Linked DNA regions of Mus musculus: region 2 is linked to region 1. The links are chromatin loops, found by intact Hi-C in ENCODE. Cell type or tissue: heart. All regions are shown on one strand. Links, peaks and the distances in the headings refer to the core of each region. The heading gives the core; the rest is flanking DNA.

What was found. Hi-C counts contacts between places; a loop is a spot of excess contacts. Peaks named below come from ENCODE experiments on the same cell type or tissue, not always from the same donor. Only the 100,000 strongest peaks of a DNase experiment are listed, where the experiment ranks them.
Region 2: a loop joins it to region 1, with 8 times the contacts of the local background. A loop is called at or near these places in 3 of 42 quality-filtered maps.

Annotation. Positions count from the first base shown.
Region 1 is chrX:56,568,808-56,582,988 of GRCm38, forward strand. It overlaps a transcript of Gm648 not described here. Among named protein-coding and RNA genes, the nearest start is that of Mir5116, 12 kb to the right of the region's middle. In heart, for the core only: a CTCF peak has its summit at 3,845 (motif pointing right); no DNase peak of the experiment used is centred there.
Region 2 is chrX:56,831,217-56,848,262 of GRCm38, forward strand. No RefSeq gene overlaps it. Among named protein-coding and RNA genes, the nearest start is that of Map7d3, 17 kb to the left of the region's middle. In heart, for the core only: a CTCF peak has its summit at 8,367 (motif pointing left); no DNase peak of the experiment used is centred there.

The sequences.
Region 1 (14,181 bases), core at 664-8,663:
GCATTCATAGAGAAAAAGATAAATCATCATGCTGCCAGCATGATGCTCAAAGCAGCAAGAGAATCAAAGCAGATTCCATTCACACCCATGTGCCAGAGCCTCAAAAGCCAATCAGTAGGGGGCTCCTTTCTATGCCCATTGAAAAGCTTTTCTCAGTTCAAGCAGCTCCAAAGCAGAATATTCCCTAATGACCACAGTGGCTTAAATAGAGCCATCATCAGTAATTGTGAATTTTTCTCTTTTTCTAAACCAAGAGTCGGATGTGCCGTGTGGGGATGTCATCCACACACAGCTTTTATCTTACCGTTTTCTCCTCTCTAGCCAGTTCTTCCATGGACATTAGGGTCTGACTCCAGGAACAAGGGTTCATTCATTTGTCTTCTGTGCTCGTTTCCCTTCTGTTTCACTGTCATGAGAAACATTCCAACGCCTCCATTTCACCCTCCTTTAAAAAAAAAAAAAGATTTATTTAATATATGTGAGTACACTGTCACTGTCTTCAGACACACCAGAAGAGGGCATCAGATCCCATTACAGATGGTTGTGAGCCACCATGTGGTTGCTGGGAATTGAACTTAAGACCTCTGGAAGAGTAGTCAGGGCTCTTGATCGCTGAGCCATCTCTCCAGCCCCTCACCCTCCTTTTATTTTTTATTTTTTAAATTTTTCATTCTTTTTTAAAAAATTTTATTTATTTATTATATGTAAGTACACTGTAGCTGTCTTCAGACACTCCAGAAGAGGGCATCAGATCTTGTTACAGATGGTTGTGAACCACCATGTGGTTGCTGGGATTTGAACTCCGGACCTTCGGAAGAGCAGTCGGGTGCTCTTACCCACTGAGCCATCTCACCAGCCCTCACCCTCCTTTTAAAATCTAATTTCTTGCCAAGTCAGAGGCTAATGTGGAGGACCCTCCTTGCATGCTGCTTTCTAGCTAGGGAATTTCCTTCAGGCTAGTGACATTGAGGCTGGAAACATCCTACTATCTCAAAGGATGGCTTGGCCTTGCTGCAGTCTGGCATGGCTTTGGAGCACAGAACAATGAACTAGTGGTCTGCTGGGGAATGGGCTACTTTGGCTAAAGTCTGGAAGGTTCTCCTCACCTCACCAGGTCTTCAAAGCGTGCAGATATTTATTATAGAAAGGAGAGCATTTGCAGGGATGGGGTGATGAGGAGGGGTTCTGTGTAGATGCTTAATGAGAGGTGTCACATGCAGGACTGTATTGGAGTGGCTTCCTGATACCAGCTGGGTGGCGTTTGTTATTAGCGAGTTAACTGGAATAAAGTGATTTTTATATATTTATTTTTACTTTTCATTAATTCTTTGTGAGTTGTACATCATGCGCCCTAGTTCCTTCACGTTCCATTCCTCTCATATCCACACTTCACCCTTGCAATCTCCTTGCCAAAATAAAATACACACACACACACACACACACACACACACACACACACACACCCCAAAGCATAGAAGGCATCTCACTGTGGAAACTGCACTACATCACAATGTGTCCCACAGTTTATCCCTCTGTCCACACATCTTCATCTGCAAATAATGTTCACTGCAATGAGTCATTGGTCTGCTTTGAGATCTCTGGCTTCTGCCACACCATCAATATTGGATCCTCATTGGGATTCCTCTTGGTTATCCTGTTGTTGCCCTGTGCCATGGATTTCCTGAAGCTTTGGATCAGCAGGACTGGCCCTTTCATACATCTCAGATGTTAACAGATGATATAGACTTTGGTGTGGGCCACCTCAGTGTCCTGGACTTGGACCTGGACCTGGGTGGTAGCTGAGCTGGTCAGTGCACCAGCTCTCCCTTATCCACACCACCAGGGCAAGCTCTCTAGCACTGCTCCAGCTAGGCCACCCAATGCTGTCATCTACAGGAGTCAGGGTCAGTTATGCTCTCCTGCCCTCAGGGAGGCTAACTTGCAGGATGCCAGAGCCAGCTCCACTATGCTGCCCAGTCAATGTTTGGGATCCACTCCCCCAAGGGCTGTAGCCTATGAGGAGCTAGGTCAGCTCTACTGCTCTCACTCTCTCGGGGATGGCTCACCCAACAGTGATCGGGGCCATCTCCGTTGTGTTGCCCAGGTGAGGTGTAGGGCCTGCTTTCCTGAGTACTGCATCTGGTGAGGGGCAGGGCCAGCCCTCTGGAGCTCATGACCTTGTGGGCAGCTTTCTCAAATGCCAGAGGTGGTGAGGGGTAGTGGTAGAGGTGGGGGCATCACCTCTGTGCCCATGTCACCCTACAGCAGAACAGTGACAGGGTCACTGTGCTGTCTGGGCAAGGTGCAGGTCCTGCTCCCCAAGTGCTGCCACTAGTGAGAGATGGGGCCAGCTCTCCAGAGCACCAGTGATGGGTGGGGCCATTATGCACAACCCCTGGACATTCATGTGGTCTCTGGCGGCTTCCTGGACCAGGGACATTCCCAAGTTCTCTAGTAGTCTAGTGTCTAGAGCCACTGATATCAACAGCAACCCTTGCTGCTGTGCTACTTAACTATTGACTCAAGAGCTGGCCCTCAGTGGCAGCTTGTGCTGGGACCTCACCATGGCCACAGGTGGCAGAGTTTGACACTCACAACAGGCATCTCCTCGCCACCCTCGAGTCTCTAGCTCCATCTCTTTTCATAATGCCCAAGCTGCTCCACTTCTTTCTCCCATCTGACTACTGCAGACTTGTACATTGTGATGGCTCCTGCTGTAGACTGGCCACATGGCTGCTGTGCCCCTGGGTGACATCCTCCATCCATGCTATATGGTGTGGCAAACAGGTGTTTATGGCTGGCCTGTTCCATGTGCTGGAGGGCAGGTCTGTGGGTAGTATGATGGTCCACAAGTCTCAGTCTGTCTTCCTCCTCCTCTGCTGTGATGCCTAGATTAGATTAGATTTGCATTGATTGTTATGAGTCCTAGTCTTAAGGCAAACTTTGGCCACCAAGCCAGACATCAAGCTAGGATGAACAGAGGATTTGCCATCTTCTCTAACCATGACTGATAGAAGAAAACCTCCAGCAAGCTGTCTTCTGACCTCCACAGCATGCCTGTGGCCTTCATGTACACATAGACACACACACACACACACACACACCCCAGAACATGAATAAATGTATAAATTCTTTTAAAATCCGTCGAGTCCATTTCCAATGCATCTAAATGATGCATTTAGAGCTCAGACCTGCCCCACTTACGTGTGTGCCTAAAGCTGGACTCAGCTTTACCCATCGAGCTCTCTTTGCTGACCTGCCGGAAACAAAGCAGTACACATGGTTGAGGCCAGATCAGGGCTTGTGGCCCCCATCTGCAATGCTTTGGGTCATTGTGGGATGGGTGAACTGGAGGACCACCAGGTAGCTTCCAGCAGTCTGGCGCATATCTATCACTTGTAAATGATTTGGCATATCTTTTATTATCCGATGGCAGCACAATTAATGAGTCCACTGGGAAGTACTTAGCTATGACCAAGTTTGGGTACTTTTTTTTTTTCTATAAAGGGCCAAGTGGTCATGATTTGAGGGTTTGTAGGACATTTAACACCACTGCATCCTCTTGGTGAAGTGTCAAAGGGACCAGATAGAAACAACTGAATGATTCCCACTGGGAAGATGGAGAGAATGCAGAAATCAATGAAGACATCCACTAGCTTTGTAACCATGCTTTACAAAGTAGGTGACACTTAATTTGTATTTTAACACTTAAATGAGACCTTTTCATGTAAGGAAACTAATGTGAAGGGTAACCAAGGAAGAAAAGGAAAAATACACGTTTACTTTTTTTGTTTAAATAAAGATTTATTATGTATAGTGTTCTGCCTGAATGTATGCCTGCGCGCCAGAAGAGGGCGCCAGATCTCATTATAGATGAGGTGAACTCAGGACCTCTAGAAGAGCAGCCAGTGCTCTGAACCTCTGAGCCATCTTTCCAGCCCAATGCATGTTGTCTTCTTTCTTTCTTTTTTTCTTTTCAGAGCTGAGGCTCGAACCCAGGGCCTTGCGCTTGCTAAGCAAGTGCTCTACCACTGAGCTAAATCCCCAACCCCTCAATGCATGCTTTCTCAGCCAAAGTAAAGAGAACCCAGAATAGCACATGGGAGCATTGCTTTTACAGATGACCAAGTGCTCTTGACACACACGAAAGAGAAAAGAGCAAATCCATGTCATGCCAGATGTTAGTCTGCATCCCTTCAATAGCATCCTACTCTTGTTTCTTGTGATATGTAGACTTGAAATAGTAACAAAAGGTTTACGATTTACTTTTGTTTGTTTGGATGCATGTGTAAGTGTGTGTGTGTGTGTGTGTGTGTGTGTGTGTGTGCCTGTCACAGGTCTCTTAGTATTCATGAAGGCCAGAAGTGAGTGTCAAATCCTCTGGGGAAGAAGTTACAAGTGGTTGTGAGTACAGAGAAACAAACTTGGATCCTCTGCAAATATAGTGTATGTCCCTCACTGCCGTGCTCTCTCTAACCCAACAACAGTTGTTTTTGTAAAAGACATACCACCCTTAAGTATCCTCTGCCTTGAAAAAGAACAAGAGTGATTCATCCTATTTTCAGTGATAAATGGTTTTTTTTTCATTATTTATATTACTCAAACTTTTAATTTTTTTTTTTACTAATTGATAGCAAAATTGATTTTTCCTTGGGATGTATTTGACACAGTCCCCCAAACAGATGTTTCTCTGATTCTTTCCTCAACTATAGATTGTTGGTAGCAGTTTCATCTTCTAGTCAATCCCTTCCAGATTTTTTATCAGCCCATTTTTGCTGACACTAGTTATGCCATCAGACAGAATCCAGGTGAAGGAGTGGGATGATACTTCCTGTCATATTCGTCAAATTGTTTTATTGTTTGACCACTTTCCTGTGTCGTCCTGAGGACATGAATGACAGTCAGTTCCTGGCCTTTGTTTTGTTTGTTTTGTTTTTTGAGACAGTGTCTCTCCCTATATCCCTGGTTCCCCTGGAACTCACTATGTAGACTAGGCCAAGCTGGCCTCGGCCTCACAGAGATCCAACTGCCACTTCCTCCCAAAGGCTGGGATTAAACGTGTGCCACCATGCCTGGTCCTAGTTTCCGTGTTTCTTGTTCACTGCTGACCCTTAACTCCTGGATGGTAATTGGCACAGCAGAAGATGAGGAAATGACATTAGAAATATCAGACTGGGGATGAAGAGAATTCACTTTTTCTGAGGCAGAAGAGATGGGGACAAGAACCCCGTTCCCTGACATACAAGAATATAATGCAATCACAAACAGCTGCTCTTGTGTGGAGAATGAATTGATCAAAGATGCAAGAGGGGGAGGCAGAGGGCACTTGGGTTTTCTGGGAGGGGTCCTCTAAGTGGAGCTGAGGAGGAGATGGGGGACTGTGGAGATGTAGAGGGAGAATTCCCTGCTGTATCAAGGACCATGGCAGAGGATGTAGAAACATATGTTTGGTGGCCATGGAATGAAAGAGGCAGAGAGTGACAAGGAAAGTGTGACCTAGGAGAGGAACGAATGGTGGGATGAGTTATACAGGCTCTTGTAGACCACACTCAGGTGTCAGGTTGTATCCTGGGTGCTAAGGACCACAGAGGATGGGCTTTCAGCATGGACATGGCATGGGCTCATTTTCCTGTTCACACCATCACTGTAATGCAGGGCTGGAGGAGGAAGGATGGGTGGGAAGTGGACAAGAATGGGAAGCAGACTGATCAGAATAGACTTAGACTTACTGGAGCTTCCTGATGATCGATGATCATCATGTCAGAAGAGGCTAGAAGAATAGAGAAAAACCATTCCATTTTAAAAGTATTTGTAATTAAATGAGAGAAGAAGAGAAAGGGAGAGAAAGGGGGCTGGAGATGGCTCAGTGGTTAAGAACACTGACTGACTGCTCTTTCTGAGGTCCTGAGTTCAAGCCCCAGCAACCACATGGTGGCTCACAGGCATCTGTAATGAGATCTGATGCCCTCTTCTGGTGTGTCTGAAGACAGCTACAGTGTACTCATATAAATAAAATAAATAAATCTTTAAAAAAAAAAAAGAAAAAGAAAGGGAGAGAAAAAGGACGGCAGGGTCTCATATATAAGAACAAATTGAGGGGAGTGGAGAATCAAGAAAATAGTTAGGGAGACCATTTTTAGGGAGAGTTGGACCAGAACAGAGACAATTGTGTATTAGAGATAAGATGGCCAGCAGAGGTTGCTAAAAGAGAGGATTGTGTGAGAATGTGAGTACCACAGTGACTAGAACATTTTAGGTACAGAGCAGTGCCAGGGTGGTACAGAAGCTGGGACATAGATTGTACTCAACTCTTTCTGATTGCTATAGAAATTTCCACAGGTGGTGGCTAAGCAATGTCTACTGGCTCCTAAGTTTCTCAAAATTTGAGTCTACTAAAGATCACCCTGGTGAAACAATGCATTTTCTTATACAACATGGGTGATGGCTTCCAAGTGGGAGTATGGGTGACCCTAAAGCAACACTGGAAGGTCTTCATGCAGCACAGGTGAAGGATTTACCATGCCTACGTAGATAGGGCCCCTCCCCAAGTCCTTCCTCATCTATATATACACTCTAACTTCTCCCTGAGACTCTTAGGACAAAGTGTTTATGATTTTAGCATTTGTGCATGTGTGTGTGCACATGTATGCGCTCAGGATCTATATCTTTGAATGTTGGATGGACATGCTACCAGAGGTCAGAGAACAAACATCTCTGAGTCTTCTCACCAGGCATGGATTTATGTTTCAAGAAACACATGCATGCACTTACAAAGCCAATCTATCAGGAATCTACAGCATACATTATTCCTAGGAGTTAAAAATCAGAGTCACGGGCCAGGCATGCCTTTAATCCCAGCTCTTTGGGAAACAGAGGTAAGCCAGTCTCTGTGAGTCTGAAGCCAACTGGCTTACCAAAGCAAGCTCAAGGCCAACTAGGGCTACACCGTGAGACTTTCTCTCAAACTGTAATTAGAATCTTGCAAAAATAAGGAAGAAGATGAATGTGCTCATTGTCACCAATTCTAGTCAACTGCACTGCGCAAGAATCCCCATCTTTCGCCAGTAGATAAATTATTTTGCTGAACCAAAAGGTCAAGTAGCTTATTAAGTATAAATTCAGCATATGGAAATTAACTGAATTTCTTTTTTAAAAAAGTACCAAGAAACTTAGGAAATGCAAGATTTTCAGATAACATTAGTAAAACTGTGAGAATAAGTATATAAACATATACAGAAATATACATCTTTTATATATAGTCTATATGGAATATGTATATGTGACTATATAATAAATATAATTATTATAAAATCTGTATGCAAGTTATTATAAAATTTTACTAAGACTTCAGAAAAGGGCCTCATGTTGGATGGAAAGACTTGGTGCTTTTACCCCTGAGATAATGTATATATGTAGTATATGAGATAATGTATATATGTAGTATATTACAGTAAAGGGTTTTTTTTAATGGAATTTAGCCATTTCTAAAATTTACATGGGAAAGAAATCAAAGGAATCGTTAAGACAAACACACACACACAAAGAACAAATTATTATTATTATACAGCTTATATTTCTCAGGAATGTCTGTTGACGATTATTAATCAAGACTAGCACAAAGCATAAGAATAGAATGATGAAATCGGCCAGAGAGGCCCAGAAGGTCCCACTCACGTGTGGAAGTCTGATGTGGTTCATAGGATGCACTGCAGATAACTGTGGGAAAATACACTGGGCAACATATGGCACCAGGGCAGCTAACAATGCATGTGAAACATACTGCAAATGTCAGGGCATAGTGGCATAGCACTCTGGAGGCAGAGCCAGACACATCAAGAATTCAAAGCCAGCTGGAGTACATGGTAAGACTTTGTCTCAAAACCACAAACTAAACTGAATAAATGATGCAATTAGATTGGGTTTTTAATCTCTCTCTCCCTCTCCTCTCTCTTCCCCCTTCTGTGTCTCTGTCTCTGTCTCTCTCTGTCTCTCTCTGTCTCTCTCTGTCTCTCTCTGTCTCTCTCTCTCTCTCTCTCTCTCTCTCTCTCTCTCTGTGTGTGTGTGTGTGTGTGTGTGTGTGTGTAAGTACAGGCATAGCATGCCACAGCATCTGCGTGGAGGTCAGAAGATGATTTGGGGCATCAATGCTTCCCTTTCTACCTTGTTTTAGACAGGGTCTCTTTGTTGTTTGCCATTCCACACGTCATGCTGGCTGGCTCAGAAGCTTCCAGGAATTCTCTGGTCTCCATCTCGCAGTTTGCTGTAGGAGTTCTTTGATTATAGAATCAAACTATTGCATCTAGCTTTGTGTAGGTTCTATGGTTTGAATTTAGGTCTTCACTTTTGCTTACTGAACAATCTCCACAGCATCTTCATTCCGCATTTAAAAAAAAAAAAAAACAACTTCCAAATGAATTACATACTTGAAGTAAAAATAGACTTTATGATAAAGTACATACATAAATAGGAAAAATATTTTCTGAAGACACAGAAACTAACAAACAAAACTAAAGGACACTGCCAGTACATGGTCAGTTTGGTGGCATGTAAACACATGTCCCTTTTGTTCAGTTTCATTTTATATATAAGTTCCTATTTCATATTGGCCAAATATTACAAGAGAAACATTTAACTACAAAAAGAAAGGCATATCAATTAGAGCAGAGATATCAGTACAGTTAACAAGAATGGAAAAATCAAGCCCCCAATATGGAGAATTCTCTGCCTATTTGTGAAAGTATTATAAAAGCAGGACTCAGGCTAGCAAGATAGGTCACTGTAAAAGATGGCACAGGAGCCTGACCAACTGAGTTCAGCCTCCCAAATCCCATGGTGTAAGGAAACAGCCCACTGCCCTGAGTTCTCTGACCTCTACATACACACATATACACATACACACATACACACATAGGCTATGAAAGTTCTATCATTTTGTCATATCCAGAATGTAAATTCTGTGAGTGAATGCGCGCGCGCACGTGTGTGTGTGTGTGTGTGTGTGTGTGTGTGTGTGTGACACAAAAGTAGAAGGAAGATCATCGTTTGGGAAGAGGAAGGGGCCCATTTGGTGAAGGGGGGTTAATGGAGAGTTGAATATGAACAGAGTATATACTTATAGATATGAAAGTATAATAAAATATGTCATTTCATGAAATATGCAGTAATACTTTAAAAATAAATAACACTGTATGCAAACATGAGAAGATCTAGGTAAGATTTACAACTCATTCCCAAAAGCCTGATCCATGAAAGAGAAACTTGGCGATTTAGGCTTCACTAAAACTAACTTTTCTGTAACAGATAGGAGGAGAATGAAAAGACAGGCCACTGAGTGTAAAAAAAAAAATTTTTTTTCCAAAACACACATTTTTCAAGGCGACTCAATAGATCTCCAGAAGTCTTCAAATTGATCAGTATGAAAACAATCCCATTTGGAAATGGGCAAAGGAAAAACAGAGATGGCAAATAAGTGCATGAAAACGTGTTCTGCAGGATGCTGTAAAGGAACTGTGAATTACAGTAATGGTGATACGTCACTACACACTGAGCAGAAGAGCTAAAATTCAGAAGCAGACAATAGCAATAACAGAGAAGAGTGCCAAGACACAGGAATGTATTCATTGCTATGGAGACTGCAAAGCCATACAGCCATTTTGAAAGACAGTTTGGCAATATCTTATAAAGCTAAACATAATCTTAACATATGATCTAGCAACTGTGCTCCTTGGTATTTACCCAACTAATCTGAAATGTTATGTCCACATACACACACAAAAAAACAAAACTACATGTGAACGCTTACAGTAATGCGATTCAAGAGCAGTCAAACCTGGAAGCCGCCGAGGCATTTACTAAGTAAGCAGGCAGAGGCATCAGGAAAACGGTCTACTATTTAGAGATACAAAGACATGTGTAGTCACGGCACAGAGAGGACTGATGAATGCATATTCCTCAAAGAAGTCAGTCCAAACAAGACTGCACAGTGGAGGAATCTAACCATATGGGTGCATAGGGGATCAGGGGAAAGTGGGAGAAGAGGTGGGGCGCGGGGCTTTTCAAGGCTGTGAAATGATTCTACAGGATAACAACGCACTTGTGCTTATATTAGATTATGCACCAGCCAACACTCATTAAACTTTAGAACACAAAAAGTGAGTAGTTCTCTTAGGCTTGGTTCCATGAGCTTCTAACCTCAAGTATACTTGGGAAGTTGAGGCAGGAGAATCTCAAGTTCAGGACCTCTCTGGGGTACTTAGTGAGATACTGCCACAAAATAAAAAGGGTACAGAGCTCACCTAGCTCATGTGAAGGGCTACATTCCATCTCCAGTACTGAAAACAGAACATAATAAATGAACACATGCAAAATGAGAAACAAGTGAACCCTAGTGTAGACAAATGAAGAAATCGCTTAGGAGGTCAGGGAAATTCCAAAATACAATGTACAATACAATAAGACAATCTAATTGTATTAAAGATTTATAAAGTGGATGAGACAGGTTCATTGCTGTGAGGTTGATGCAAGCCTGAGTCTGCAAAGTGACACTGACTCGAAAGAGAGAGAGAGAGAGAGAGAGAGAGAGAGAGAGAGAGAGAGAGAGAGAAGAAAGGCAGGTAGGCAGAGAGGGAGAGAGGGAGAGTGAGAGAGAGGAAGGAAGGAAGGAAGGAAGGAAGGAAGGAAGGAAGGAAGGAAGGAAGGAAGGAAGGAAGGAAAAAAGAAAGAGAAAGAAAAAACCTGGGTTGGAGAGATGGCTCAGTGATTGAGCACTGAGTGCTCTTCCAGAGGTCCTGAGTTCAATTCCCAGCAACCACATGGTGGCTCACAACCATCTGTAATGGGATCTGATACCCTCTTCTGGTGTGTCTGAAGACAGCTACTGTGTGCTAATATACATGAAATAAATAAATAGCTTTTTAAAAAAGGAATAAAATTCTAAAAATAAATCAGTGCGTGTACTGAAGAGACTGGGGAATAACCTGTCACTTTACAACTGGGCAGTCTGTAAAACAAATGGCAAACAATCAATTTGTAATCTCTGGGCTCCCACCTGATAAAGTTGTTTCCTTGGGACTGTGAGTTAGCAATTCTGCAATTACTTATATGTGCAGTAAGTTAAACAATTAGAAACCAAACAATTCAATTAAGTGACTAGCAGAAGGCAGGAGTCAGGTTTCAGTTGGAGGCTGACTGATAAGCAAGGAAAAAGAAGTTTGAATTATCTATGGGATGATGTATTCAATACCAGCATGAACCCACTAAGCATGGATCAAGATGTTATATGTAGAAATAGTTACACTTACATGGAAGTGCACGGGCTAATTGAGTACACCCATTTCCTTATTATATCCAAATGAGAAGATGTGGAAGCAGTGAAATTCCAGTGGCAATGAGCAAAGCAGTGGCCAGGTCTTGGTTTCTAATACCATTCTTCACTCAATGAAACCAGGCTATTTTGGAAAACTGGCTAATTCTAGGACTAGAAAAGGTGATAGACAATGCAAAGTTTAGAATGTATTATATTGCCAGAAACCAAAGAAGTGCTTAAAATCAAAACCTACAATGATGAGGGCATGGCCAAAGGACATAAGAGCCACAGATAAAGCTCCCAGTATTTACAATCGGAACAGTTGCAGCAACAAAATAAGGTAGTATTCATATCTGAAAACCCAAACTTGAATAAAGGAATGACTAAATAGATTGGTAAAGGAGATGGAACATATTGTAGAAGTTATTTCTATAGAAGAAACCTAAATCAGTTATATGAGTACTCTGCCCTCAAGGTAGGGTATCGTAAGTTGTCACTCTGTAAGTATGGGCTACATGTACGGCTTTCTAATAGCACTGCATGAGGACAAAGTGCAATTTCACAGAGGAGACAGATGCTTGACAAGTCTTACCTTTGACAGGCCTGTCAATTCTCTCCTGCCCCAACATAGAAGCACAGTCTACTAATAATGTCAGGCAAATCCCAGCAGCAAAACATCAAATAAAGGCTATGAAGCTGTCACAGGCAAGAGAAGCCGGGACACAGTATCTTAACATAAGATCCTAAAACACAAAAAAGATACTAGGCAAACCCCAAGAAATCCGAAAATAAGTATGGACTTTAGTTAGTATCTCACACTAATATTGGTTCACTGATTGTACCAAATGGCTTCAATGAACATGTTACTAACAAAATAGACCGATTATAGAGCATATGACAATCTTCCCAAGTTTTCTGCAAGTGTGAAAATTTTCGAATCATCAGCCTACCTTCCTACCCACAGAAAGCTAATTCACCTAAAGTCATTCTAAGGAGTGGGTGGGATTATTTCCTCAGTGAGATTATGTTCTTTCTCTTCCCAGAAGTCCTTTCCTCCATCCAGTCTCTTGCAAATCTTCCACTATGGAGCACTAAGGTCTACTGGTTTTTCTGACTCAGAAGAACTTTGCCTGTTTGTTTTGTTTTGTTTTGTTTTTTTTTTTTTAACCTTTCTGTCTCTTCCTTTGGGATAGTGGCCAAAGCTTGGGCATGCTTTCCAGCTACTCTGGGCTTCCTTACTACTCCTCTACGAGGCCACCTCTACTTCTCCTTGCAGCCTTGTAGCTGCTTGTGGGCCATGTGGCTGCTGGCTGACTTTCCTTACTGAAGCCACCTCTTCCTCTTCTCTGGAGTCCTCTGCCTGGCAGCCTGACTGCCCTAGTGTCTGGCTCTTAAGCTCTAATAAGGTTGTCATTGTGTCAAGAAAAAGTTCAAAGAGCCAATTTTATTTAGAAAATAACACTTTTCCAAAAGACAGCCTAAAGGGACACCCATCAGCACTAATCTGTGACCCTTGGGGAAGCCACTAGAAAAGCTATTTGAGAGAAGGGTGGAGAAATTCGAATCTAAACTAATCCTGCTTCGTTGTTGGGAGTGGCATTGTGATCACACAGGAGAATGCCCTCACTCTTGTAGGACAGGCACACTGGCATGTTTAGGAATGTTATGAAGTGTGGTAAGGAATGTCTCCAGCTTGGCTGAAATGATTACAGAAGCAAAGCAAAAGCGCACTGGGAGAAAACAAAGAACAGCGGCAACAAAGTTAGGAATGATGGATCTAAGTGATGGAGAATCAAGGCTCTTACTCTTCTATCACAGTTCAGACGCCTGCACACTCCAAAATAAAATCTCTGGAAAACAATAGTATGATTTTAGATATGGAGAAAATGATAACTAGAGCTTATCTGGAAAAAAATAAACATGCAAGATTAGGAAACAATCCTCAGAAGGACTACTGAGGTTTGGAGTAGAGATGCCAAATATGAGAACATAGAGCTACAGACACAGACCAGTGAAGTAGAGCGCTTGTACATCATGCTCAAGGAGCTGTCTTAGTGCCCCAGGACCACAAAAAAGAAAAAAAAAAAAAGGAAGTGTATAGCAAGTTGAAACAATTACAAGTGTGACCCCCCCTCCCCCAACACACTGTAGAATCCAGGAAGAGAGGTTTGGACATTCAAAGTATGACGATGATCCTTCCAATCAATGTGGAAGAAAGAATGAATGGGGTTGGGATAACCAGTTAGTTACTTGTATAAAAAGTATTCCTACTACCTAAATAAGTTACGAATGACCAGAAGCTGTAAAGGATTGCAACAATCCTTTATGCAAACAAACGAAAGCCCTTGAGCCAGTTATGGTGGTCTCAGCACTTTGAAAGATGAAGGCAGGATTGTGGTTAGATCCAGGCAAGCCTAGGCTACATACTGTGTACAGGTCAGCCAGTACAGAGAGAAAGAGTTTGTCTCAAAAACAAACAAGCAAATAAAAAACAAAGAAGCCTTTAAAATGCTAAAAAAGTATATTCAATTCACTCTTAAATGTGAAAGCCTTTATAAGCAAAGCAAATTCCCAGTAGCCACAAATGCTGCTAACTTTAACCATACAGATAAAATTCTGAAAAGTGTTACTAAATAACCAATTTTCTTTTTTTTTCCATTTTTTATTAGGTATTTAGCTCATTTACATTTCCAATGCTATACCAAAAGTCCCCCATATCCACCCACCCCCACTCCCCTGCCCACCCACTCCCCCTTTTTGGCCCTGTGTTCCCCTGTACTGGGGCATATAAAGTTTGCGTGTCCAATGGGCCTCTCTTTCCAGTGATGGCCGACTAGGCCATCTTTTGATACATATGCAGCTAGAGTCAAGAGCTC
Region 2 (17,046 bases), core at 3,864-11,863, 270 kb after region 1:
AGGAGGAGGAGGAGGAGGAGGAGGAGAAGAAGAAGAAGAAGAAGAAGAAGAAGAAGAAGAAGAAGAAGAAGAAGAAGAAGAAGAAGAAGAAGAAGAAGAAGAAGAAGAAGAAGAAAGGTATGAGAGATAAAGCAGTGACTTCAGCAGCCTGGGCTCTGTGGACATATTTGGGTAGCTTACTTCATGTTTTCATGATTTCAAATGACCCAGTGTGCATGTTTAATAGGAACATGGACCCCAGCATGCTTTTTTCATCTCCATATGTTTCCTTTGTGTCTTAATCCATTGCCTGCTGGGAAATAGTTGGGTAAAGCAGCACTTAGGGGACCTCTCTCTCATTTGCTCTCTTGCTCTTTTCTTAGCCTACAGTATTCCCACATCCTCCACTGTGAGCTGGAATTCAGCCCTGGACCTGTGGCACTGCCCGAGGGCTTACTGCAGGGTTAAGAAAATCTGAAATGTGAAATGGCTTTATTCAAATGTAAGTCAGGGATGTGTTCAGTCTGTTTATAGATGGAGGAAATGACATTTGGAGGGAGTTGGTTCAGGGGAAAATGCTGTCATTATATAAGCATTCAAATGTGAGTAACGGACTAGCAGGGGAGTAACTGATTGGCCTACTGGTAAAGGCACCAAATGGCTCCTTCTCCATTGCAGGGTGCTGAAAAGTGGGTGGGGCTTTAGAACTTAACAGTTTGGGTCCAGGACCCAGTTGAACCACCCAAGGACAATGTGGCCTTCTGTCTTGGTTTCTTCATCTGCAAAATGAGAGGATTAACAGTTGCTTATAACGGTTTCACTGAAATTCTAATTACTTGGTGTAAAATTTCAGGATTCATGTAAAGTGGCTAGTTGTGGTAATACCAGTTGCTATTAGAAGGTAACATGTGAATTACATACTTCATTTGCACCGCTTCACTAGTCGACTAGGATGAAGTCATGAGAAGTAACCTCTATCACTATTACTATTTGAGTCAGGGTCTCACTATGTTTCCCTAACTAGCCTGGAACTCTATTTAGATGTGGTTGGTCTTGAACTCAGAGTCATGAGGCACTATGCCCAGAACAATTATTATTATTGATGGTAATATACCATATAGCTCGGATTGAAATGGGTAATTCTGTCTCTTAACTCTACCCAGGTAGTTTTTAGAAAGAAGATAAATGAGGAGAGGAGAGGAGAGGAGAGGAGAGGGGAGGGAAGGGGAGGGGAGGGGAGGGGAGGGGAGGGGAGGGGAGAGGAGAGGAGAGGAGAGGAGAGGAGAGGAGAGGAGGCTTGTTTTGGGAGGGGTGATAAATAAGTCATTGACGAGTTGGAATCTATCTTTTAAGAAAACAAACCTGGAACTTCCCAGAGAGCCAGCACTTCCCTCAGCGACTGGGAAAGATAAAGCCTCCTTCAGAAAGGGCACAAGGTAGAGTCTGTTGACCAGGGGTGGAGGCAAAGCACTGTGGGAAGTCTCAGGCCCAGTCAGTCCTGCCCCGAGGCTGGTCTTCTTGTGGAGTAGACAGAAGTCTGAGCAAACAGATTTGTTTTAAAAAAATATTTTTATTAGGTATTTTCCTCATTTACATTTCCAATGCTATCCCAAAGGTCCCCCATACCCACCCCCCCACTCCCACTTTTTGGCCCTGGTTCCCCTGTACTTGGGCATATAAAGTTTGCCTGTCCAATGGGCCTCTATTTGCAGTGATGGCAGACTAGGCCATCTTTTGATACATATGCAGCTAGAGTCAAGAGCTCCGGGGGGGGTGGGTACTGGTTACTTCATATTGTTGTTCCACCTATAGGGTTGCAGATGTCTTTAGCTCCTTGGGTACTTTCTCTAGCTCCTCCAATGGGGGCCCTGTGATCCATCCAATAGCTGACTGTGAGCATCCACTTCTGTGTTTGCCAGGCCCCGGCATAGTCTCACAAGAGACAGCTATATCTGGGTCCTTTCAGCAAAATCTTGCTAGTGTATGCAATGGTGTCTACGTTTGGAGGCTGATTATAGCAAACAAATTCTAAACAGATGGATCTCTGCTAGCACCACTGCCGCTGTGGCATGTGAACCTTCCCCTCACTTCTTATGCACTGAGGCAGCCTTACTGGAAAGTCGATCTCACCGAAAGAGGAGAAAGGCATCTCTAAAGAGTGCGTGCAGAATGGTTGGACCTGAAGGGCATCATCCTGAGTGAGGTAACCCAATCACAAAAGAACTCAAATGAAATGTACTCACTGATAAGTGGATATTAGCCCAGAAACTTAGTATAGCGAGATATAAGGTACAATATGCAAAACACATGAAACTGAAGAAGAACGAAGACCAAAGTGTGGACACTTTGCTCTTTCTTAGAATTGGAAACAATCACCCATGGGAGGAGTTACAGAGACAAAGTTTGGAGCTGAGACAAAAGGATGGACCATCTAGAGACTGCCATATCCAGGGATCCATCCCATAATCAGCCTCCAAACGCTGACACCATTGCATACCCTAGCAAGATTTTGCTGAAAGGACCCAGATATAGCTGTCTCTTGTAAGGCTATGCCGGGGCCTAGCAAACACAGAAGTGGATGCTCACAGTCAACTATTGGATGGATCACAGGGCCCCCAATGGAGGAGCTAGAGAAAGTATCCAAGGAGCTAAAGAGATCTGCAACCCTATCGATGGAACAACATTATGAACTAACCAGTACCCCAGAGCTCTTGACTCTAGCTGCATATGTATCAGAAGATGGCCTAGTCAGCCATCACTGGAAAGAGAGGCCCATTGGACTTGCAAACTTTATATGCCCCAGTACAGGGGAACGCCAGGGCCAAGAAGTGGGAGTGGGTGGGTAGGGGAGTGGGGGACTTTTGGTATAGCATTGGAAATGTAAATGAGGAAAATACTTAATAAAAAATTAAAAAAAAAAAAGAGTGCGTGCAGTTCAGAATGTGAGCCAGAGGTCCACAGCCTTGGCAGTTTCTGGCACAGAGGGAGTCGCACAGGCTTTGCTGAAGGTCAGATTAGGAAGGGCAACAATGTATCCTCCTTCAGCTCCTTCAGGAAAGCTTGTCCATGATCCCTAGAAGGCTAGGTGACTTGACGGCTCAAAGAAAACAATGTGGGCTCGAGTTTTCCTTCAGCCTTGGAGATACCACAGTAGAGCCTGTCAACTTCAGCTGTCTAGACCCGAATTCTTTTGTGTTACGTTCCTTACCTTTCACCTACATCACTACCAAGGCTGTGGATGTGGTAGAAAGGGAGCACACTGAGCATGGTCTCCGAAATTCACGGAAACTGGAATCATTTTCACAGAGTTTGTGTTGTGTTACTTATAACAGGAAGGTTAGTTACACGGTTCTCTAGTGCAGTTTGCAATGCTCTTCTCTTTTCTTTTCTCTTCTCTTCTCTTCTCTTCTCTTCTCTTCTCTTCTCTTCTCTTCTCTTCTCTTCTCTTCTCTTCTCTTCTCTTCTCTTCTCTTCTCTTCTCTCCTCTCCTCTCCTCTCCTCTCCTCTCCTCTCCTCTCCTCTCCTCTCCTCTCCTCTCCTCTCCTCTCCTCTCTTCTCTTCTCTTTTCTTCTCGTTCCTTTCCTTTTTCCTTTCCTTTCCTTTTCCTTCCTTCCTTCCTTCCTTCCTTCCTTCCTTCCTTCCTTCCTTTATTTATTTATTTTATTTTTTAGACAAGATCTCTCTACATAGTCCCGGCTGTTCCTAGGACTCACCATGTAGGTCAGGCTGGCCTTGAACTCAGAGATCCACTTGACGCTGCCTCCCAAGTGTGGGGATTAAAGGCACACATCGCCAGCATTTTTTTTCACCATATTTTTCAAAGTCCATTAATGGATACTTTTGTGGTCAGTGGTCTGAGCTGGCGTTCCCGGGAGCACAAAAGGAAGGAAAACCAAAAGTATAGTTTTCCTGACAGCTCAGACACTAAGATTTGGCTTCTCCCTCATTTTACCAGAGAAGTAACTGAAGTGTAGTGATTTGCTCAACCTCTAACAGCTAGCAGACAGCAAGACCACTTATTTGAAATTAGCATTTTCTAAAAGCCACAGTACTTACAATATGCAATACAAATTATAGTTCAAGAAGGATCTATGAGTATAGAAATTGTCAAAAGGCTATCTTGAGGCTTAAAGGTGATTGTGGGTTTGTTGTTGCTGTTGTCGTTGTTGTTGTCTCGAGACAGGGTGATTGTGCTTTTAAAATGGTATGCACTGTAGCTAAACCAAATCAGTGTGACGACGGTTTAGCTACCGCACAGTTTTCTTTTTATTTGTATCAATGGCCATATATTCCAGCCGTATTTAGATGAAATGTTTGAATCTACATTGTGTTGCAATCTTCATTTTTTACTTAATCCAGTCCACATACTTACCACTTAGTGCCTTAATAGCATTTCATCTGCTCAAATAGGTTATCAGCTTTTAGATTACTGTTGATGAACTGCAGGAATGGTTTTGGTTTTGGTTTTGGTTTTGTTTTGTTTTGTTTTGTTTTGTTTTTCCTTCTTCTGGTGTTTCTATCATTAAAAACAGTGAGCCTATTGAATTTGCCTGGCAATTTTACCACTCCCCTACCCTCCGTTTTATTTGACATAATGTTTTTGGAATATGGTCTTGGGAAGAGGAGGGTGGGGGAGTGGAGGATGCATATGAAGAGCTTTCAAACCAAATCACCCTCCATCAGTTCATTGTATCTGTGTATCCGCAGGGATGGCGAGATGAGATAATTGCGGAGAGGGGGTGTTATCTTTAGGCATAGAAAGGAACTTGAGGGTTCTCGGCTCACACTTCTTTCTCCCCAACCCTCTACCCTCTCACACTGAGTGTTTTTCTGGCCTTTTTGTAACTTCCTCTTCTGCTGCAGAACAGGGTGGACAGTTTGTGCACCAAAGCCACATGAGGAGTGTGAGCAGCCATTGTGCTTTACTGAACCAAATGCTACAGATTCGCTTCCATCCTCAATTGCATAAACTGGTGGCTTAGGTCCCAAATGCCAGCTGGTACCTAAATGTACCCGGCCCTCCTGTAGCCTTTTTGGTTTGGTTCTTCTGAAAGAGAGTCTCACCATGTAACCCTGGTTGGCTTGGTACTGTGTACTCCGCACTCACTCAAAGTCATGGCAGTCCTCCTGCCTTAGTGCTAGGATTAATGATGTGTTCATGCCCATATACTGCACACTCCCTCCCCCCTTTTAAGAATATTCTGTCTGGATCCATGTACCCTTGAGTATAATCTTTGATCACTTACACGTCATTCATCATTCAGTAGTAAGTGGTGTGTCTGAGAGTTTAGCCCATGGCATCTTGCTCCTCATAACAAACCTTGGGCTAAATGCTTTTTGTCCCATTTTTATGGAGCAGGAAACTGAGGCTTAGAAAGGTATTCAATTTAGACCAGCTTAATTGGTAAAAGTGCCTGCCTTGCCAACCTTACAATGAGCTCATTGCCTGGAATATGCAGTAGAAGGACATAATAGAACGTGATTCTCTGACCTCCATGCTGAAGCCATGACATTCACCACCTGTGCTAGTGTGCATACACGTGCACATACATCCCTCCCCCGAACTTCACCCTCATGATATTACTAAATAAAAGAAAAATTAAGAGGGAGAAAGGAAAGAAAATTAAAATGCCCAGAGTCACATAGCTCAAATGTATCTTTTCTATGATATAAATTTAAATTGTCTACTCTAGAACCTTTGTTCTCTCTGTTTTGGTCTTGCTTTGTTTTTGAGCCATAGTATTCCTGTGCTGCTCAGTTTGGCTCCACACTCTTAGGCTCACGTGAACATCCTGCCTCTGCCTCTTGGGGGATGGGATGGCAGCCATTACTGTGGTTCCTAGCTCCGATTTGTTCTGTTCTCATGGGATGATGACTGACTATTCATCATACTATCTGCATAATGTTTGAAGTATCAAATAAGATAAAAAAAAGAAAACCGGGCTGGTGAGATGGCTCAGTGGGTAAGAGCACCCGACTGCTCTTCCGAAGGTCCGGAGTTCAAATCCCAGCAACCACATGGTGGCTTACAACCATCCGTAATGAGATCTGACTCCCTTTTCTGGAGTGTCTGAAGACAGCTACAGTGTACTTACATATAACCAATAAATAAATCTTTAAAAAAAAAAAAAGAAAGAAAACCACCAAGATGCCTTGTAAAGTGTAAACAAACCTTGCATAAAAATGTGTAGGCATTTTGTAAATGTAAAGTCCATTAAATAAAATAAAAATCAAATAATTAAATAATAAATAAAATAAATAATTAAATGATAAATATGAAAAGATAAATAAAATAAATAATAAATAATAAAATAAAAATAATAACTAAATAAAAATAAAACAATTAAACCCATCACTTGGATTTAATTTAGCTACAGTGATTAGGAATTCTTTTTTCAGAGTGGATCTTACTATGTCTGCTTGGCTGGCCTGGACCTGTTGTAAGCCACATGTGGCTAGCTTCCTGTGTCTGCGTCCCAAATGCTGGGATTAAAGGTCTGAGCCAAAACTTTAAAGACAAATATATATATATATATATATATATATGGTTTTTTGATATATGGTTTCTCTGTATAGCCCTGGCTGTCCTGGCTGTCCTGGAACTCACTCTGTACACAGGCTGGCCTTGAACTCAGAAATCTGCCTGCATCTGCCTCCCGAGTGCTGGGATTAAAGGTGTGCACCACCACTGCCCGGCAAAAACCAAAACTAGTTTATGAGTATGTGAGAGTGCTTGTATAGATGTGTACCATGTGTGTACCTGGTGTCTGTAGACGCCAGATGAGGGTGTTGAGTCCCCTATCCCTGGAGTCTTAGGCTTTTTTAAGGCACCAGATGGGGGCACTGGGAACCAAACCCTTCTCATTTTAAGATTAGCCAGTGTTGTTAACTACTGAGCCCTCTCTCCAGTCCCTAATTTAGCTATACTGATTCTATAGGCTTCAATTAGCCACATAACCTGGCCTAATAGCCATGTGGTGGGATGGGCTTAGTAGTTTCTGTTCTAAAATATATATTTTGAGGGGCATGTCCCTGGTGATTGCTAGAGGACCCTCTTTTCACTAGTGTCTTTGTTGGTGACTGATGGAATGGGATAGAGCTTGAAGAAGTCGCTAGCCTCTGTCCGCTCCTCTCCTAAGGGAGAGAGCCAGGGTTAGACAGACACATGGAACCTTAAAACTCATATCAGCTATATCAGGGTCCTTTCAGCCAACGCTTGCTAGTGTATGCTATGGTGTCATCGTTTGGAGGCTAATTATGGGATGGATCCCTGGATATGGCAGTCTAGGCCGGGGCCTAGCAAACACATAAGTAGATGCTCACAGTCAGCTATTGGATGGAGCACAGGGCCCTCAATGGAGGAGCTAGAGAAAGTACCCAAGGAGCTAAAGAGATCTGCAACCCTGTAGGTGCAACAACATTATGAACTAACCAGTATCCCAGAGCTCTTGACTCTAGCTGCATATGTATCAAAAGATGGCCTAGTCGGCCATAACTGCAAAGAGAGGCCCATTGGACACACAAACTTTATATGCCCCAGTACAGGGGAACGCCAGGGCCAAAAAGTGGGAGTGGGTGGGTAGGGGAGTGGGGGGGGGAGGGTATGGGGGTCTTTTGGGATAGCATTGGAAATGTAAATGAGGAAAATATGTAATAATAAAAAATATTAAAAAAAAACTCATATCAGATACTCTTCACACTGGGACAGACCTGGACACCCCTGCCCACTGTGCCTTTCTTATTTCTTTAAATCTATAATTTTGAAAATGAACATCCTGTCCATTATTGGGGAGAGGATCCATATGGAGTGTGTTGTATGAGACTTTATCAGGAAATCAAGGTATGAAATGTCACCAAACATCCTGGCATGGGACATACTTACCTGTGTGGACTGTCCCTTCCTGTGTAAGAACTGCCTACTTGTGAGTAGCCTCTTCATGTGTAACGATGTGTCTCCCTATCTAAGGATAAGAGACCGGCATTGAAGGGGAAGAGACTTGAGCCATTAACTACATCAGGCAAACCACTCCAGCTCTTCCATCTATGCGAATTCATGAAAGGATCATCCCCAGCTGTTAGTCTCAGTCTTGCCTGGCTTTATACTTGATGCCCCTCTCTGAAATCTGAAATTTATTTGTGACTACTTTTCATTGGAGCCAAACATGTTTGGCTGTTCAGAAAATAAAAGTAGACATTTAAAACCTGAAGGTGTGTTATAGAGGTCATCATGGAAATGGCAACCTAACCCAACCCAACCCAACCCAACCCAAACCAAACAAACAAACAAAAAACCCAACAACAACAAACAAAAACAAAAAGAAAACCAGGCCTTGCTCTTTGGTAAAACTGAGTGTTGCTGCCACCTAGTGGACAAGATGTATCATGCAAGCAAAGTCAACTCTGGTTAGGTCTACAGAAAAACACCAGCCATCAGCCCACTGTTGAGAAATTAGTTAACTCAGGAATTCCACTGGTATATTAGACATCACACTGTTACTTTATTTTCTTTACATTATTTTTGTTTATTTTTTGGAGACAGGGTTTCTTGAAACCTGTGTGTTTCTCTGTACAGCATTGGCTGTCCTGGAACTCACTCTGTAGACCAGGAGGCTTTGAACCCAGAGAACCAGCTGTCTCTGCCTCCAAAGTGCTGAGATTAAAGGAGTCCCCCACCACTACCCGGCTTTTTTTTCTTTTCGAGACAGGGTTTCTTTGTGTATCTCTGGCTGTCCTGGAACTCACTCTGTAGACCAGGCTGGCCTCGAACTCAGAAATTCACCTTCCGTGCCACCACTGCCCTGCCCTTCTTTAATTCTTTTTTAAAAAAAGATTTGTTCATTTACTTTGTGTGAATGTTTTGAGTGTGTGTGTGTGTGTGTGTGTGTGTGTGTGTGTGTGTGAAAGAGAGAGAGAGGGAGAGAGAGAGAGCATGCGTGCTCGTGCATGTCCAGTGCCAGCAGAGGTCGAAAGAGGAGATCTCATTTCCGAAAACTGGTGTTATAGGCAGTTGTGAGCTACCTGATGTTGGGAACCAGGCCTACAAGCCTAGGTCCTGTGCAAGAGCAGTAAGTGCTCTTAACTGTTGAGCCTTCCTTTCACTGTTTCTTCATTAGCTTAAAGCCAATAAATTTTCATTTGAGCATAATGGGTTGGGAGGAGACCTACTCTGGTCTGTAGCTAAGTAGTTAGTTTGTTTGATTTACAGATGCTATTCTCAGAGGCTGCCAGAGGAAGGTAGACTCCAAGCATCCACATATACGGTGTTCTTCCCATGTCCTAGCTAGATTCCCAGGACGTTAGAACATCCGAAAGGAGACCTTTTAGGGCCTTGGGCTAGAAGCTGAAGAGGAACACTGGTTTGACCGAGGTCACACATAGTTGATGTAGGAGAAGCTGGTTTGGTTGAATGGGAGTGGGTATTTGCCAAAGCACCTTGGAAAGACATGGAGCTCCTGGGTCTCAGAGAGGCATCAGCGCTGGGGACATGTTTAAAGGAATCCATTCTGGTTGGGAGGGATTCTGAAGAAACAGAAATGCGGGAAGCTTCAAGCATCAAGAGGCACTCTCTGCTAGGCTAGGGGATGGTGGGGATCACTGGCTGGGGCTTTCACAGAAGCTGAACTGCATCTTCAGTCCTTTCCTTCCCTAGGCTTCCCACCGTTTAGGTTGCAACAGTGTCTCACTAAACTATTCTTCCTGTCCCTGAACTCACGGTGTAGATCCAGCAGGCCTTAAATTTGATATTCTCCTATGTCAGCCTGCAGAGTTGCTGCGATTATGGGTGTGTGTCACCAGGCCCAGTTTAGAATGTCTTTTCTTTTAAAAACAACAGCCCTTCTTCTCCTTATCATGAGTACAGCAAACTCACATCCCCTGGTTGAAACAATCACTTATTTCCATGCTTTCACTATAGTCAACAACCTTAATATCGGCAGTAATGGTCGCTGATATTAACAAGGGTAACCACTGTACCTTGTGTTTTACCGTCCCATTTTACAGTCGAGTAAGCTGAGACTCCGAGAGCAGTTTACTTAAAATCACATAGTTTCTCCTGATGATTTCAGCTCTCAATCAGCCTTCTCCGGTACATTAATACTAGGAAACAGGAGGTGAGTGTGCATCCTAGCTCCTAAGGGGCATTGTCCTTCCGTGAAGCTTCCCTTCCGGGTGTACTTAGCACCCTTGGTAAATTAGCACACAGGTGGAGCATCATTCTAGCCTTTTCTCAGGAAATAATCAATTGGCCTGCAGGGGGAGAGATTACCCCAGGAAAACATTTTCTTGACTGCACAAACAATTGCTTGCTAGCTGTGGGTGGAAAAGGAAAACCGACTGTAGGAAGACATGTGACCGATGAGAAGAGTACTTGAGTATCTACTGCTGTTTGAGATTTTTAGAGCAGTTGCCTCTGTCCATTAACATGGGTAATTGAAGAATTAATTATAGTGAAGACATTCCAATCTTTCCCTTTCACAGGCAAAAATCTAATCAGGAATAAACAAGTGTTTACAGAATTATTTACAGAAAGGAATGCACCTGCTACTAATGTTTGTTGTTAAAGACTCCTTCTTTCTCCTTGAGTTAATGATTAGCTGGAGAGGATCAGTGAGTACCGTTTTACGCCCCCCCCACCCCACCCCCCCGTCCATCCATCACCTGTGTAGCACATATCTCTATATCCCTAACAGAATATGCACCACAATAATTTCTCTCCAGCTCCACCCCTTCTTTGACATTTGTTGGTAGCTCAGGCAAGAGTATAGGTTAACATGACTTTAATATTTTATAGTGTTTCTCGGTGGTCTAAGCAGAGACTAATAAATATGGGACATTTAAAATATGTGAACAGGAAATGGGAAGAAAGAGGAAGTGAGTTTAGAACCAAAGGAAGCTTTGTGTTCGGTGAGCGCCATCAAGAGAAAAGAGAGATTGAACAGAGTTTGGAGTGATGGTTCAGTAGTTAACAGCATTTACTGTTCTTCCAGGGGACCTGGGTTAGATTTCCAACACCCTCATGGCAGTTAACGAACTGTCTGTAGTTCCAGTTTCAAGGGATATGCTGTGCTCTTCTGATCTCTGTGGGCACATGTGGGGTACATATACATACATGCAGGCCAAACAGTTATATAGATAAAAAGAACCTTAAAAATACCTTAAAGAGTAATGGACCAGTGTCATGTTTAGACTCGGAACACCAAGGTGAGTACTAACGAGCAGAAGTTTCACTTCTTTTCTAAATTCAGCCTGAGATGAAGACAAAAGACAATGAGTTCCTTTCCAGGAGCCAGAGTAGGCCTCAAGTGTCATGCGATTCTCCTGTGCTGTATATAGTCTGTTGTTTGGTGTGTTCGAGGCAATTTCGTAAAGCAAAAGGAACTTTGCAATCACATCCTAGGCTTCAAGAATCCGATGTGTGTGTGTGTGTGTGTGTGTGTGTGTGTGTGTGTGTGTTTAAAGTGAAAAGGAAGTAAATGTCAGAGACTTCGTTACTGAGCACCAAGGGAAGGTTGTAATGATAGTAAGAGTTCTCATTTCATTTTGTACGGATTAGATGCCATGTATGTCATAATGAAGTGCACGTGGACAGCTCTTCAGTGACTTGCTTGTTTTTTTTTTTTTATTTTTGAGACAGGGTTTCTCTGTGTAGCCCTGGCTGTCCTGGAACTCACTTTGTAGACCAGACTGGCCTCGAACTCAGAAATCTGCCTGCCTCTCCCTCCCAAGTGCTGGGATTAAAGGTGTGTGCCACTACTGCCTGGTTTAAATATATACATCTTAAAAAGTCAATCTATCTACCTATGGTATACATTTTACTATGAAACATTCTAATTAAGAAGCTGTGTGTATGTTGTGTGCACTGAAGTTTTTTTTTATTGCTATTGTTTTTAGAATTAGGCAGTTCCTTCTCCCAGAGGTCAGTGGTCACTTCTATGATATGGTATGTGAGCAGTTCCCCCCAAGTAGCTCCTTCCCCCCCTTGCTCCACAGTGCTATATTTTCCAAGCTTGTGGTTGCTACTTTAAATTTGAAATAGGTAGCCTCTGTTGAAATTATGCACTAGGGGAAGAAGCAGATGGAAATGATGTGGATCCTGGGTAGGAGCACTTATCGTATACCAAGTAGAGTGCTAACAAACAGGCAGATGGAAAGGTTCTCAACACTGTTAGTCATCAGAGAAATGCTGATTAAAGGCACACTAAGATGCCCTTGTGTACCTATTTGGATGGCTTAAATAAAAACAAAATGGATAGTATCCAAAGCTGACCAGGATGCAGAGTACGTGAACCTCTTAGATATCGCTAGTGAGATGGAAAATCTTCAAAGGAAGTAGGGTGGAATGGGTAACAATTTGGTCCGTGAAGAGAAGACTTAAGTTCATGATCTTAACGTGAAATTTGATCAAAAAGGAGACTTCATTTGCCACGATTGTTATTTAAATGAAATATTCCTGAAAAAAAAAAGTATTCAGTGTCCATATACCGTCCCGCCTTTTTAAATTAGCAGGTTTCTATAAAGCTTCCCAGGAAAAGCCGCTCTTGCAGAACCACTGATAAAGGGAGGCGTGTGATCACAGGATTTACTGTACCTTCCACAATCAATCAATATTGATTACTTCCCCTCATTAATGGTCTCTGCATTCATCAAGAATAGGGTACCTCCCTAGCTCTGTCCTTTCCCCAACAACTATAAATTACCATCAAGGTCCCCCTTATCTTCACCTGACTCCAACCACTCGCCTGGCTTAAGAGCTCCAGGCAGCTTACTGTACAGATGGTGCCATGACTATGTTTACCTGAGTATCTGTCAGGCTGGTTGATACAGGAAAATAAATCTATGCTGTCTACTTTTTGCTTCAGAAGGGGATGTGTCTGAAGTTAATTGAAATAGAGATCATCGAACAGTCTGAACAAACATACATGTATTGTACAAGGCAACTAAACTAAGCTGAAAAATAATCAAAAGAGTTGGCTAGTATATGTAACCAGGACTCTGTGTTGTTATTGCTTATCTGAATTGTTCATTGGGAAACCTTTTTTTTTTTTTTAAACTGGAAAATCCCAGTGCGTGTATAATCAATGCCATTGCCATCTGGTTGATTTCATTCTGGGGCATTTGGCCAAATACTATCAACCAGAAGTATTTGCAACTGTGATCATTTCTAATTGTTCTAACCGAATTGATCGAACACTTCATCTATAGAAATCAAACAGCTTTGGTATATCATTTTAATAGGGAAGAATTGAGAAGACATTTCTGTAAATGACTCAAATCCTTATTCATAAATAAAACACAAATCTTTCTGAAGGCAGAAAAAGTATCCTGTGTCAGTTATCACATGTGTGATAGAATCATCCAACACTGAAAATTATCTTTCTCTTTTTCCTGCAGTTCATCTTGGGTGGGACTTTAGATCTTTATCCTTCTCCACCTATACTACTCCATGTCTCTCAGCATCTTCCAGCATCTCTCCTCTCTCCTCTGCCTCTCTTGTATTTCTACCTATCTATTCACCCTCCCAAGGAACTCAGTGTTGGGTATTAAAGACTGAGGAAAGAAGGTCTGTATTTCTTGAACTTTCCGTACAGTGGTTGGGGCCGGATGTGTCATGTTCTAGTGGCCACCATTACCTCTCTAAGCCCTGTGGAAGATGAGTGGGAAGCAAGCAAGCATAATAGCAAACAGACGACAAAAGGAGCAAAGAATCAGGAGGTGGTCAGGAAACATTAGAACGAGCTAGTAATGGTCATAATAACTGCCATTTACCAAGTATTAGCCCCAGTGCTTGATATTTCCCTATGCCTTATTTCATTTCTTCTTCATGCTATGTCTGTGTGAGGGACATTATTTCCATTGACGCGGTGGAAACTACTGATGAGTTTGGTACAGAACTCGGCAATGTTCCCAAAGATACTCCAAAGCACTCAAACACTGGTGCTTTTTGTGTTCAGAGGCAGAAGTCCCTTTCAACCACTAACCTATTATCTGAAAAAAAAAAAAGAGTCCACAGCTATACAGAACCATCTATGAGAGCAGGGCCACAGCAGCTTCCTGGATGCACTTTGGTCTGTTCCTAAGGAGCTAGACAAAAGACATTTGTTTACTTATTGGGCAGGGGACCTGTGAGAACAGGATTCAGGCAATCAATATTAGGTTTGGAAGCAGGCTGGGGCCAGGAAGGACTAGGCTGATAATAACCAGAGACACTCATCACTAAGGCTGGCTACAGGTTTGCTTCTTCTGTGGCTGGCCTTTTCATTTGCCAGTGGAGCTTCTCCACACGCCCCCCGAGAGTCAAGTACATCTTTTTGCATCCTACCTGGGGACATGTTCTCCTGCTGTAGCTGCTGAGGTGGCAGGTGTGAATAGTGTCAAGTTGGGGGGCTAGTTCTTCTGAGTAGTAGCCCAGGGGAAGTAGTCAATCCTTCAGCCCCAGTCTTGCCCATCTCTGATTTATAGAGCAGTACAAACAATAGTAGCATCTCAGAAAACAAGCAGCCTTCCACATTTATCTTGGCACTGGGTTATAGAATAAATCATCGTAGATAGAATCAGAAACATCTGTCTTTCCTGGCCCTTATTTAACTTACGTGAATTATGAAGCCCCTCCATGTTTCCAGTTTGTAATCGTTGTAAATGATGCAAAAAGAGAATTGGAGACAGAGACACACAGGGAGAACGAGGAAGAATTAATTTACCACAGGGTGAAATGAAAATGTACCAAAGTGTAATGGAATTTCATTAACTTCGGAAATGATGATGAATGCTGTCCAAATAATTCCTACTAATGCATAATTCACAGCTGAAAATAGAGCCAAATTCTCCTAAAAAGCACATCCATTTATGCCCCCAAATTAATTTGGTATGTTATTCACGATGGTTGACAGGATAAAAGATCTACTATGAAATATAATCATCTATTAGGCTTGGGAATCTATGAGTCTTTCTAGTTTAGTAGATGATGGCAGCTGATAACAAGTGGAACCTTGAGAGGCAGACACCCACAGTCCTCATTCTCATAACGTGAATCTCCCCAAAGACATAATTTCAGACATAACCACACAGAAGTTTGGATGAGCTTTAACGTCTCCATAGCAACGGTAGTCCAATTCATATATATACCGAAAGCAAATTAAAGTCAGTTTCAAAAGATTCCAGTGGGGCCAGGAAAAGGCCCATGCATATTCTGATTGACAATGCCACTATTAATTAATATTATATGTTTATAAAATATGCAAATTATGTAGGTAGCATATTACCTATAGATTTATATGTAATTTTACCATGAGGTTTTTATTATCTTTACCGTTTTTCAGAAGAAGTATCCTATTTCACAAACTCTCAGTGACATTTTGCACTTAATTTCTCAAGACTATGAGCTTTTAAATGATTTCTTCCAAAAAAAAAAAAAAAACCCTTATATGCTTTTTCTATACTCAGGAGAGTGGTAATGGGAGAGAAACCTTTTTACCTTTATATCTGACACAAAGCCCACCTGTGGTTGGCAGAGAGAGAAGACTATTCTTAGATAAGAGGCTACCCATTGGCTCAGATTCCATCAATGGGAGTCTGTATATTCACAGGCCTTTCAACACCATGTACACATTATGGCTTTTCTAATCCATGGATCCCTTAGCCACAGTATTGGTCAGATGTGTTGGCAGTTTCCCCGGAGGTGACTTTTGCAACCCAGTGAATTCCTTCCTCTTGTAGGAAGCACTACACTTAAGAGAAAACTGGTAAGGGGAGGGTTAAAGCATCTAGAGTTAACTGAGTCTATGATAAGAGGTACTGGGAAAGGACTCAAATATGATGATGGCTTGATGATACTGGGACCTTAGGAAAATATGAGGGCAACACTGGTCAGTTCCCAGCAATACCTTGTAATGAAGATATCACAACTTCTTCCTGCAAAGTACCCATTAACCCAGAGAATGCTTTATGTAAGAATATGAACAAGAAAGTTAGCTTTGACGTCTGAAGCTGTATGATGGCAGTTTCCTAGCAGAGGGTGGGGTAAAGGTAGGGAAGTATAATAATGTAGGGAAAATTAGTTTTTCCTTTTTCTTTCAAGACAAGGTTTCTCTGAATAGCCCTGGCATCCAAGAACTGTCTCTGTAGACCAGGGGTAGCTTCAAACTCAGAAATCTGCCCACCTCTGCCTCCCGAGTGTTAGGATTAAAGGCATGCACGACCACATCCAGCCATATTAGTTTTTTTTAAATGGTTAGGACCTGTGGTTTTAAGTTCTGTGATGTTAAACTAGCATCCTGTTTCTGGCAACAGATTATGGCATCATGAACCAGGGAAGCCAGTGGGCTAACTTCTACCTATGGGAAAGCAAGACTAATGAGTGCATTATCAAAGCACAGTGGATGCTCCCTCCTTGGGTCTTCAAGACTCTGAAAAACATTCCTGCTGAAATGTGAATAGAAGCACATAGGTAATGCTTTTAAAAAATGGTCTTTGTAATGGAAGAAATAGCCTTCTGAATTCTGTTTTTATGGAAACTAACCTGGGTGCAGGGATAAATGTCATGCAGAAGACAGTACACGCTAAAATCGTTCTCATGACCATTCAGGGAGGAAACACAGTGAGACATTCCCGAATGAGTGTGAATGCATCAGCAAGTCGTGCAGTGCAGTGCCCTTGCTTAACAGGAACAACAAGGAAAACATTGGCTCTCTTTTCTAATGGGAAACGTTAGTGGAGATGTCACTAGAACATCAAAGAGGCAACAGGGTTGCTCTCTGGGATGAGGATCTAGCTCAATGTCAGGACAGTTGTCTAGCATGTTAAAGACCTGTGCCAAGAGTAACATCAGATTCAATTTCTTAAGTCTTTACTTATCTTTCATCAATTCTTGGGTATGTAGGGTATGAATTAATAACTGTAATTTGGGAGAGTCCACTTTCCAGACTCACCTGCTAGTCTTAAACCTATGAATTTTGAAAGATAGATTTTTTTTTAAAGAAGGATGAGGTTTTCAAATAACATTTGATTATTCAGGTGATGACACATTTTATGATGTGGAGTTCCATTGTATTAAGCTGGCCTATTGATCACAAT